Linked DNA regions of Mus musculus: region 2 is linked to region 1. Evidence: chromatin loops called from intact Hi-C (ENCODE). Cell type or tissue: left cerebral cortex. All regions are shown on one strand.

Region 1 (5,000 bases):
GATGCAGAGAAATACTGTGGTTTGAAGGGACAAAGGGTGTGGTTGTGATTTGGATCTTGGATCTTCCCCAGAAGCCTAGGGGTTGAAGGCCTACTCTCTAGCCTGTGGTGGCAGGCCATTTGGGTATGCCAATTAGTGGGAGGAAGTTAGGTCACTGGCATCACACCCTTGAAGTGATACCGGGGCCCCAGCACTTTCTTGTCTTTGCTTCTTGGCCGTCAAGATCTAATAAATAAATCTCTTCCTTCTTGTGTTCTTGTCATGACATGCTGCACCACCACCAGGGCCAAGCAAGCATGAATTGAAACCTCTGAGACTATGATCCAAACAAATATTTCTTCCATTTAAAGCATGAACTCAGGGAGCTAGGGAGATGGCTTAGTGCTTAAGAGTACTCCCTTGTGTTGGAGAGGACTTGAATTTGGTTCTCAGACCCACAAGAGATGGCTCACAAGTTGGTTGTTATAACTCAGGCTCCAGGGGCTTGGACATCCTCTGCAAAAATCTGTGGGCACCTACACCAATGTGCACCTCCCAACACATACTTGTGCACATAATTTAAAATAATAAAAAATAATTTAAAAAATTGGCTACTGGTTAGCTTATGTGTTTTGTCACAGTAATGAGACTATCTAATACAGGTAGGTGGTCTAAGTCTATTAAAAGATGGAACGAGAAATTACTCCTGTAATCTAACATACTATAGATACCATATTTGAATGCCAGGTGAGGCAGGAGGTGGAACGGGACCACGGAAAGCATCTATGAGCCTCAAAACCATTTTGAGAGTCTCACACAAAGCTTCCCAGTTATATTTCACTGGCCAAGACCTTTTCTTATTGGTTAGTTTTGGCACCAGGGCAGCTGGGAAATGCAGTCTTTATTGAGGGTTGCAATGTCTTCAGCTAAAATTGGTGTTCTGTTAATAAGGTGGGGGGGTTGTGAATATGTGAACAGTTAGTTTTCCCCACAGCATGCAGCAACGTGTGGGATAAATGCACTGTGGTGTGTTGTCTTGAGCTGAGAGCTCAAGACCCCTACTGCCGAGTGTGTTAAGCCAAACTACAGGGAAACGATGGTTATCCACCATCAGGTGTTGCTTGACTTCTGCCACACAAGGCAGGAGACTCAGCATCTGATCCCTAAAGCTCCGTCTATTTGACTCTCTTCCCCTCCTGGGTTGGAACCACTGTGTCCTAACTTTGATTCTGGGTGCAAAAAGAACGTTTTGGTGGCGTACCTACAGTTTGGCCTCTGTGCTGCAGGGAGAGGCAGGGTTGCTGGGGTTCCAGACCTCCTTGACTTGGGAGTCACCCACTGAGAGCACTGTAGAGCCTCAAGTCAAAACCAGTCCCCTAGTCCCTTAGCTGGAACAGCCTTGGCAGAGGGAATAGGGAAGGAAGGAGGGAAGGAAGGAGAGAGAAAGGAGGTAGGAAGGAGATATATGAGAGAGAGAGATATGAGAGAGAGAGATATGAGAGAGAGAGAGAGAGAGAGAGAGAGAGAGAGAGAGAGAGAGAGAGAGAAGAGATCCTGTGGGGTACTGGCTGTCCAGCTAGCTCTCCTGGAGCGCCCTGCTTGCTCAAGTTCACTGCCAACTCCACCGCCCCCGGGTGGCCTAGGGCGAGGCGGGGCGAGGCGGGGAGGGGCGGGGCGGGGCGGCGGCGGCAGCGCGGTTGTCAAGCTCGCGCTGAGGAGACTGTCCTTGCGCCGTGGCTGCCGCCAGCAGCAACCTAAAGGAAGAGGAGACCTGGATCGCTCTGTGCAGCGAGTAGTCCCGGCGCCTTCCTGCGCCCGCTTGGCCGCCGTCGGGCCACGTCCAAGAGCTGCCACCTGCAGCCAGGCCGCCAACCATGCCAGCCGCGCCGGTCCTGCGCCCGCCGCCGCCGCCAGCGACCCCCGCCCCGCCGGCACCCAGTCGCCCTGCGCCTCCCATTCCGGGTAAGTGCCCTCGGTGACTGTCGGGAACCCCACTCTGAGCGATGGGGCAGCAGAGGCAGACCCTACGGGGATGCACTGTGCAGGCATGTGTGCAGGCTTGCGATTTGAGTTCATGTGTGCTCTGCGTGAGTCTGTTGTGTGCATGTGTGTACTTGTGCAACCCCTCTACACAACGGGAAACTTGCTAGGGGGTGACACCAGCTTGAGCGGTTCCCCTCTGGGCAATCAGAACGCCATTCCTGGAAAAACATACTGGGCAGGTGCAGGAGGCTGCAGGAAGAGTCACCACAGAGGGAGCTGTCGTTGATTAATCTTCATGGGGGAGGCACTAGTCACCCAGAGACGTCCCTCATTCCATCCTTTTCTGAAAGAACCTCTGTTTTGAAGCTCTAGAGCTACCTCCTTGTCAAAGGTCATCCAAGAGTTGTGGAGAGGTTTACTGAACCCTGCTTTCCAGAGCGCTGTTTCTAGCCAGAGAGTCACAGAAGAACAAAGGGGGGTTAGAAAGAAACAGTACAGGCAGAGTGTTTGGGAATTAGCAGGCTAGATCAGAGCGGGAGAAATAGAACCATCAATTCATTTCAAATATAGCCCCACGTTTTCACTCCTTTCCACGTCTGGCTCTGGGGGCGAGGTGTGGTGGAGAAAGGATGAGGCAGCTCCCGGGCCGGGCAGAGGCGTCTGGGGACACCTTCCCAGAGTATGTGCCTGCTGGGAGTGGGGCTGAGAAGCTGTGGAGGGAATTAGGTTGTTACTTGCTCCATATAGTGAGTCATTTCTCTGCCTCACTCCTTCTGAGTCCAGACCATTCTCTGTCCTCTACTTGATGGTTGATAGCCGTCCAGTGGGAGCTAGGTCCCACTCTCAACCGCTCTTATAACATATGCTGGCATTAAGGAGACTGTTTTGGGGCCTGCAGAGGGGGGTCTGTTGGCTTTTACAGGGGTGATCTACTGGGGCTAGTGTTGGGCTAAGGATCACAGAGAAGCGAGGTTCCCAGAGCTCTAGGTAGGGACACGTTATTCCTGGGGGGGGGGGGGAGAAAGCAGAGCCCCAGGGAGGAAACAGGGCTGTGGAGTGCTGGTTTGTCTACTCCCAACTTCAGCAAAGCAAGTTCTCTGTGATAGTATTGTTAGCGCGATGCCACGGGAGGAAGGGCAAAGGGAGGCAGCTGTGATTTCTGAGTTATACTTACTGACCAGCTCTCTCTCCACAGTCCTATTGTGGCACATTAGAGCCCCGAGTACTTGGCTCTGAGCTGTAAGTCACCCCCTACCTCCACTGGAGGCTGACCTTTGCGCTGCTCAGCTGTTACATGTTCAGAGCAAGGACTGGCTGTAAGTGCACATCTCTCTGGGGCAGCCCCTGACTGACAACTAATGGGTCTTGAGGAGAACATTAGTTAGCTCACCTCCTAGGCTCCTCACTAGGACACTGAGTGAGGCGTGATGTTCTTTGTTTATCATTAAGTTTCTTTGTCATTACATGGTTAACTCCCAAGGATCTTTGAGGGTCTTGCTTCCCTCACTCGGCTTGCTTTTGGGTCTTAGCTGGCTTCTGCAGTTCTCAACCACTCTTTCCTGTGAACAACAATGAATACACTCACTCCCTGTCATAGGGATTCCTCCTTGGGGTCTGATTCTGAGAAACAACAGCAAAACCAACCAACCAACCAACCAACCAACCAACCAACCAACTAACCAGCCAACCAACCAACCAACCAACCAAGGAAACAAACCACAGAACATGGAATCATTTCCCTCCTATTCTAGTTTGCTCTTCTTTGCTGTCATAAACACCATGGCCAGAAGCAGCTTGGGAAGGAAAGGGTCTATTTTAGCTTATAGGTTACAGTCCGCTATGACAGGGAATCAGGACAGGAACTCAGGGCAAGAACCTGTGGACAAGCAGAAGCAGGGGTCACAGAGGAATGCTGCTTAGTGGTTTGTCCCTATGTCTTGGTCTTATATAACCCAGGCTGACTTGTCCAGAGGTGGCACTGCCCACAATGAGCTGGGCCCTCCCACGTTAATCATTAATCAAGAAAATGCCCACAGACTTACTATTAGTCTTATGGAGGCATTTTCTCAATTGAAGGCCCCTTTTCCCAAATGACCCTGGTTTGTGTCAACTTGACCAAAATAACTAACCAGCACATGTCCCCCCTCCCTCCTTCCCTCCCTCCCTGATTTCTTTCCATGTTTGTTTTTGGGAGGAGGCTCTCATGTGAACTAGGCTGACTTTGAACTATATATGTACCGGAGGCTGGCCTTGAACTCATGATCCTTCTGCCTCCACTTCTCGAGTGCTGGGATTACAGATATGTGCCACCATGTCTGAGAGCCTTCTCACTCTTAGTGTGCTTCCTCCTCCCACTGTTCCTTACCAGCAGCATTGGTAGCAGCAGCAGTGGAAAGCCTGCTTCTTCTAGGTCGCCTTTAGGTGAATTCACAGTGCCTCATCTTGGCTCATGGTCTTGGTGCCCAGACCCAGGACTGGCAAACCTCAGCACCATGGCCTCATCAGTGTGCCTTTGGCACAGTGCTCAGAGTTCTGGGTGGGACAGCCCTTGGACTTGGTGCTCAGAGAAGCAAAAATAAAGTGGAGAGTTGTTCTGTTGTCCCAAGCTCTTATATCTCTGTGTGTGCATATGCATGCTTGTGTTTGTATGTGTGTGTATGCATACATGTATGTGTGTATGTGCATGCATGTGCCTGTGTGTGTGTGCATGTATATGTGGGTGAATGTGTATGCATGTTTGTATGTGTATGTATCTATGTATGTGTCCATGTGTGTGTGTCTATGTGTATATGCCTGTGTGTATGTATGAATGCATATGCATGTTTGTGTTTGTGTGTATACATCTGTGTATGTATGTGTGCCTGTGTGTGGGTCTATGTGTGTGCTTGTGTGTGTATGTGTGGTATGCATCTATCTATGTGTGTATATGCATGTGTGTGTGCCTGTGTGTACATGTATATGTATGTGTATGTGTGTTTGTGTGTGTGTGTGTAAAATCTTTCCATTGCCCAGTTCAGGGGAAATTTTTCCTTTCATGT
Region 2 (5,000 bases), 130 kb before region 1:
TCCACGACCGCGGGCCGCCGCTGGCCTCCGAGGAGACGCAGCTCGAGACGGGGCCCCACGCCGCGGTCCCGCGCGCCCGGCGCGAAGCTTTCGGCCCCGGAGGCCGGGCCGCCACGCCGCGGGCCTCTCCCGCGCGGCGGTGCGGGACGCGACACTCTCCTCGGAGCAAAGGCGACACCTTCGTCTCCCGCCGCGAGGCGATACGTGACGGCTCTCGGGCCCCCGCAGCCGCGTGGGAGCACGGACTCGGCCTGCGCGGCGCTCCCGCAGCCGGTCCCGCACGAGCCGCGGGAAGCAGCTTTCCGCCTGGCCCCGGCCTCGGAACGCGGGGCCTCGGTGTCACCTGCGCGCATCCCGAGGCGGCGGCGGCGAGTCCCGGCCATGTGGGACCCGCGCGCGGCAAGGTGCGTAGCTGGCGGGGGTTGGGGGGGGGGCGTCTGGGGCTTTGCGGGCCCCGAGTCCCCGAGGCCCCGCGGGGTTGTCTGCCCTCCCCCCTTCTCCCTCCCTCGACCGCGGCCTGGCGCGGGAAGGCGCGCGGGGCGACACGGCCCGGGCGGGCAGCGGTGCCCGGCGGAGCTTTCCCTGCGGGGACCCCCACCCCCATCCTCCCCCACCCCCCGGAGGGGCCTCCGGGCCACACCGCGGCGGACGCGCCTCGCCGCACAGCTTGGCTCGAGGTGTGCGGAGCCGCGCGGGGATGACGGCGCGGCATCGGCGGGGAGCGCGGGGCGCGGGCTGCCCCCTGGAGGGGGAGGCCTCGGTCCTCCATCCCTGCGGCCTCCGCGGCCCACCCTCCGCCGCCGACCCGAGTCGCGGGGCGGTTTGCTCAGGAGCGCGGGTTCAGCCTGCTGCTCGGCCCGGCTCAGCCCGGTTCGTCCTCGGGCCCCCAACCCCCGCACTCTTGCACTCGCGGGCTCTGCGCACTTGTAACCCGCCGCGGAGGGCTCGCGGGCCCCGCTGGGGGGGACTCTGCTCTCTGCTGGGGGCGTTTCACCGAGGCAGGCAAGAGAGAGGCTGCCTGGGGATAGTTCTTAGGGAGATGTGCAACTTGGAAAAAAAGAAAAAGCAAAATTTAGAAAGGAGGGCAAGGGAGTCCGTGAGCTCTGCAGCCTGGGGACCCGCTTCAGCTCAGTTAGCACTGTCGCAATCACTGCATCTTTAGCTAGAGAGGATGAGTGGAAAGCCAGAGGCTCTGCGGTCCCTTACACCCGGATTTATCCCCAGCTACCCAGTGTTCAGCTTTTCCCGTGCAAGGCACCTTTTTGATTTTGAGGAAAGGCTATTACACTGCTGGCATCTACAACCTCTTTGGTGCTTTCTAGAAAGTACCTTCTTGTAGAGGGAGCAGGAATATTTAAAACTGTTTTTCTATCGGGGCTCTTTTGTAGGATTGCAGGGCGAATTCCGTCCCCCCCCCTTTTTGTATCTTAAAAAAATTGTTTAAGAAAATCTCTACAAAATAAAGGGTTTCACGATGACATGACTATTACTGTACTTTGTACTTGCCTCCCCCTTGGTTGTCTCTGCTCCCTTCAAACTGTCCCCCGTGTTTCACATCATTCATAGGTACAGAAATCTAGATTCTACATATGAGAAAATAGTTCATTTCAGTATTTCATGAAATTTTAGTGTACACAGTGGGCGGGCTTAAGAGTGTTTCATACAAATACGTCATTGTGTTTTGCTCATACCTCCCCCCTCCCTCTCACCAAAATGCCTGCTTGCTCGCTCTCTTCTCCCTCCCTCCCTTCTCCCCCCCCCCGTGTGTGTGTGTGTGTGTGTGTGTGTGTGTGTGTGTGTGAGAGAGAGAGAGAGAGAGAGAGAGAGAGAGAGAGAGAGAGAGAGAGAAGGGGGAAATTTTAGATTGTACATGTGAGAGGAAACAAGATTTGCCTTTCTGAGTCTGGCTAATTTTATTTTACTTGATGATTCCCAAGTTCTACATTCAAATCATGCAGTTTGATTCTTTATGCATGAGTAATTGTGTATATATGCCACAGTTTCTTTATTTTCCTCTTGATGAGTGTGGAGGCTGATTCTACATCTTGAACACTGAATACTGCAGCAATGAGTATGAATGTGCGAGTCTCTCTGGTTCTCTGGCTTTGGCTCCTTCAGGTCGGTGCCATCGAGTATCTGGTTCATGAGGTAGTTCTCCCGTTAGTCTTTTTGAGAGACGTCTGCACTGATTGCTGCAATGGCTGTACCACCAGTGTACAGGGGCACTGCTAGCACATTAAGGGTCCCTCTAACCCCACCCATAGCCTTTCCAGTTCTTGTCAAGTATTTTCCTGAAGATACATATTCTGGCTGGAGGGAAATGGGATATCAATGTAGTTTTAATTTGCATTTTCCTGTTGTCTAAGAATGTTGAACGCATTAAACACATTTATCGGCCATTTGTAATTCTGGAGTTTTGGGAGCTAGAGAGTAACCTAGTAGTTACTAGTAGCTAGGGAGTAGATACTAGTAGCTAGGTTACTCCCACTAGGTTACTCCCACTTCCTGCTCTAGCAGAGGACCTGGGGTGGTTCCCCTGTCTCACCTGGTGGTTCACAATGTCCCTAATTCCACTTTCTGGGATTCTGGCGCCCTCTCCTGGCCTTCTTGGGCACTGATCACACATGCGTTTCAATTTCCTGCAATCCTAGTTGTCAGTGAGTGCAATTATATCCTTAGATGTTGGAGCCCTTTTCAGAGAGTCCTTGCCTTTCAGAGTGTCGGGGCTTATGGTAACCTGTGACTGATCTATTTTGAATTGATTTTTTTCTTTTTCAGACTGAGAGAAGGAGGTCTAGTTTCATGGATCTACATGTGAATACACAGTTCCACATGTGAATACACAGTTCCCCCAGCGTCATTTGTGCAACTTTTGTTCCCAAAGTACATTTTGACATGTTTTCCAGGAACTAGGTTCCTACAGCTGTGTGTGTTGGTTGATGAGTGCCCTGATCTAGTCAGTTGGTCTGTGTGTCTGTTTCTGGGCCAGTACCATATTGTTTTGTTACAATGGCTCTGTAATATATTTTAGGTCCAGGTATTGTGATGATATTATGCCACTGTTTATTCTGCTAACAGTTGCTCTGGCTATTCAGGGTCTTTTGTGCTTCCATATAAACCTGTGGATTTTTCTCTGTGAAGTATGTTGGGGCTTTGGTTAGGATTGCACTGAACCTGTGGGCTGTTTTCAGTATTATTCACTGTTCCTTCGATCTATGGTCATGGGAGGCCTCTCCATCTTCTAGTATTTTCTTCAGGGTTTTGAGGTTTTCATTATAAAGGTCTTTTACCTCCTTGGTTAAGTTTATTCTTAAGTGTTTTATTTTATAGTTTTGAAGCATTGTGGATGGATTTACCTCCATCCCCCAACCCAGTTTCTTTCTTTGCAAGTTCACTATTGTTATGTAGAAAAGCTACTACATTTGTATGTTGATTTTTGTATCCTACATTGCTGAGAATATTTATCAGGTATGAGTTTTCAGGCATAGTTTTTTAAAGTATAAGATAATGTTGCTTACAAACAGGATATTATGATTCTTTTTTTCCCCCATTTGTAATCTCTCTCTCTCTCTCTCTCTCTCTCTGTCTCTCTCTCTCTCCTTATCACTCTAGTTAAGGCTTTGGATACTATGTTGAATGCAAGCAGACAGAATGGACAACCTATTATTCCAGATTTTAGAGAAGTGATTCTCAATTTCCCCTCACTTAGAACAATATTATAATAGCTTTTATGATATGCAATGTCCATTCTTACTCTTTAGGGCTTTTTAAAAACCAAAATGGATATTGAATTTTATCTAAGCTGTTTTCTGCATTGGTTGAGGCAATCATAGGATTTCCAGTGTTAAGTTTGTGTGCTTTTTTTTTTAAAGATTTATTTAATGTATGTGAGCACTCTGTCACTGCCTTCAGACACACCAGAAGAAGACATCAGATCCCATTACAGATGGTTGTGAGCCACCATGTGTGGTTGCTGGGAATTGAACTCAGGACCTCTGAAAGAGCACTCAGTGCTTTTAACCACTGAGCCATCTCTCCACCCTCTTCTGTTGGGTATGTTGAACTGTCTTTGCATTTCTGGGGTGAAACCAACTTGGTTATCATCATCATCATCATCATCATCTTCTTCTTCTTCTTCTTCTTCTTCTTCTTCTTCTTCTTCTTCTTCTTCTTCTTCTTCTTCTTCTTCTTCTTTCTTTTTTGGTTTTTCGAGACAGACAGGGTTTCTCTGTGTAGCCCTGGCTGTCCTGGAACTCACACTATAGACCAGGCTGGCCTCGACCTCAGAAATTCACCTGCCTCTGCCTCCCAAGTGCTGGGATTAAAGGCATATGCCACCACCGCCCGGCTTGGTTATCTTCTTAATTTATTGGTTCAGTTTGCAAATGTTTTATTGAGAAAGTATGAATCTATGTCAGGGAAATTTGTGCCTAGTTTTCTTTGGGTCTTTATCTACTTTTGGAATCAGAGTAATACCAGTTTCATAGAATGAGTTTGGGAGTGTTGCTTCCCTACACATTTAGGGAGCAGTTTGAGGAGCATTGGTGTGTTTGTTAGCTACCCCCACGGCCCTTTTTTTTGAGACTTGGCTTCTCTGTATAGTACTAGCTGCCCTGGAACTAGCTCTGTAGACCAGTCTGGCCTCAAACTCACAGGGATCCACCTGCCTCTGCCTCCCAAGTGATGAGATCAAAGTTGTGAGTCACCACCACCCAGGTGGTATATTAGCCTTTAAACATTTGGGAAAATTCAGTAGTAAATATGTTCAGTCTTGGATTTTTCTTTGTTGACAGACTCTTAATTAGTTGCTATTTGAATCTCAGTGAACATTATAGATCTTTTTACAATTGCTTATATCTCCTTCATTTTGTCTTGGTAAGGAATCTTTCTGTCCCCAGGAATTTATTTTGTATAAATTTTCAAGTCTTTTGGAGCTGAAAAGTTTAAAGCATTCCCTAATGATCCTTTGGATTTCATTGGTATCTACTATAATATACCCT

The links. Peaks named below come from ENCODE experiments on the same cell type or tissue, not always from the same donor. Only the 100,000 strongest peaks of a DNase experiment are listed, where the experiment ranks them.
Region 2: a loop joins it to region 1, with 2.3 times the contacts of the local background. A loop is called at or near these places in 1 of 42 quality-filtered maps.

What each region holds. Positions count from the first base shown.
Region 1 is chr9:111,437,412-111,442,411 of GRCm38, forward strand. Dclk3 (doublecortin-like kinase 3) reads left to right here and starts at 1,670. Exons shown (of 5, transcript NM_172928.5): 1 at 1,670-1,941. The coding sequence starts at 1,854. In left cerebral cortex, a CTCF peak has its summit at 2,266; DNase peaks (open chromatin) are centred at 1,751, 2,256, 2,593 and 4,344; H3K4me3 peaks cover 3,629 bases; H3K27ac peaks cover 1,619 bases.
Region 2 is chr9:111,311,848-111,316,847 of GRCm38, forward strand. Trank1 (tetratricopeptide repeat and ankyrin repeat containing 1) reads left to right here. Exons shown (of 22, transcript NM_001164659.1): 1 at 1-404. Among named protein-coding and RNA genes, the nearest start is that of Trank1, 2.6 kb to the left of the region's middle. In left cerebral cortex, CTCF peaks have their summits at 1,001 and 2,589 (motif pointing left); DNase peaks (open chromatin) are centred at 219, 892, 1,180, 1,649 and 2 more places; H3K4me3 peaks cover 2,233 bases; H3K27ac peaks cover 2,057 bases.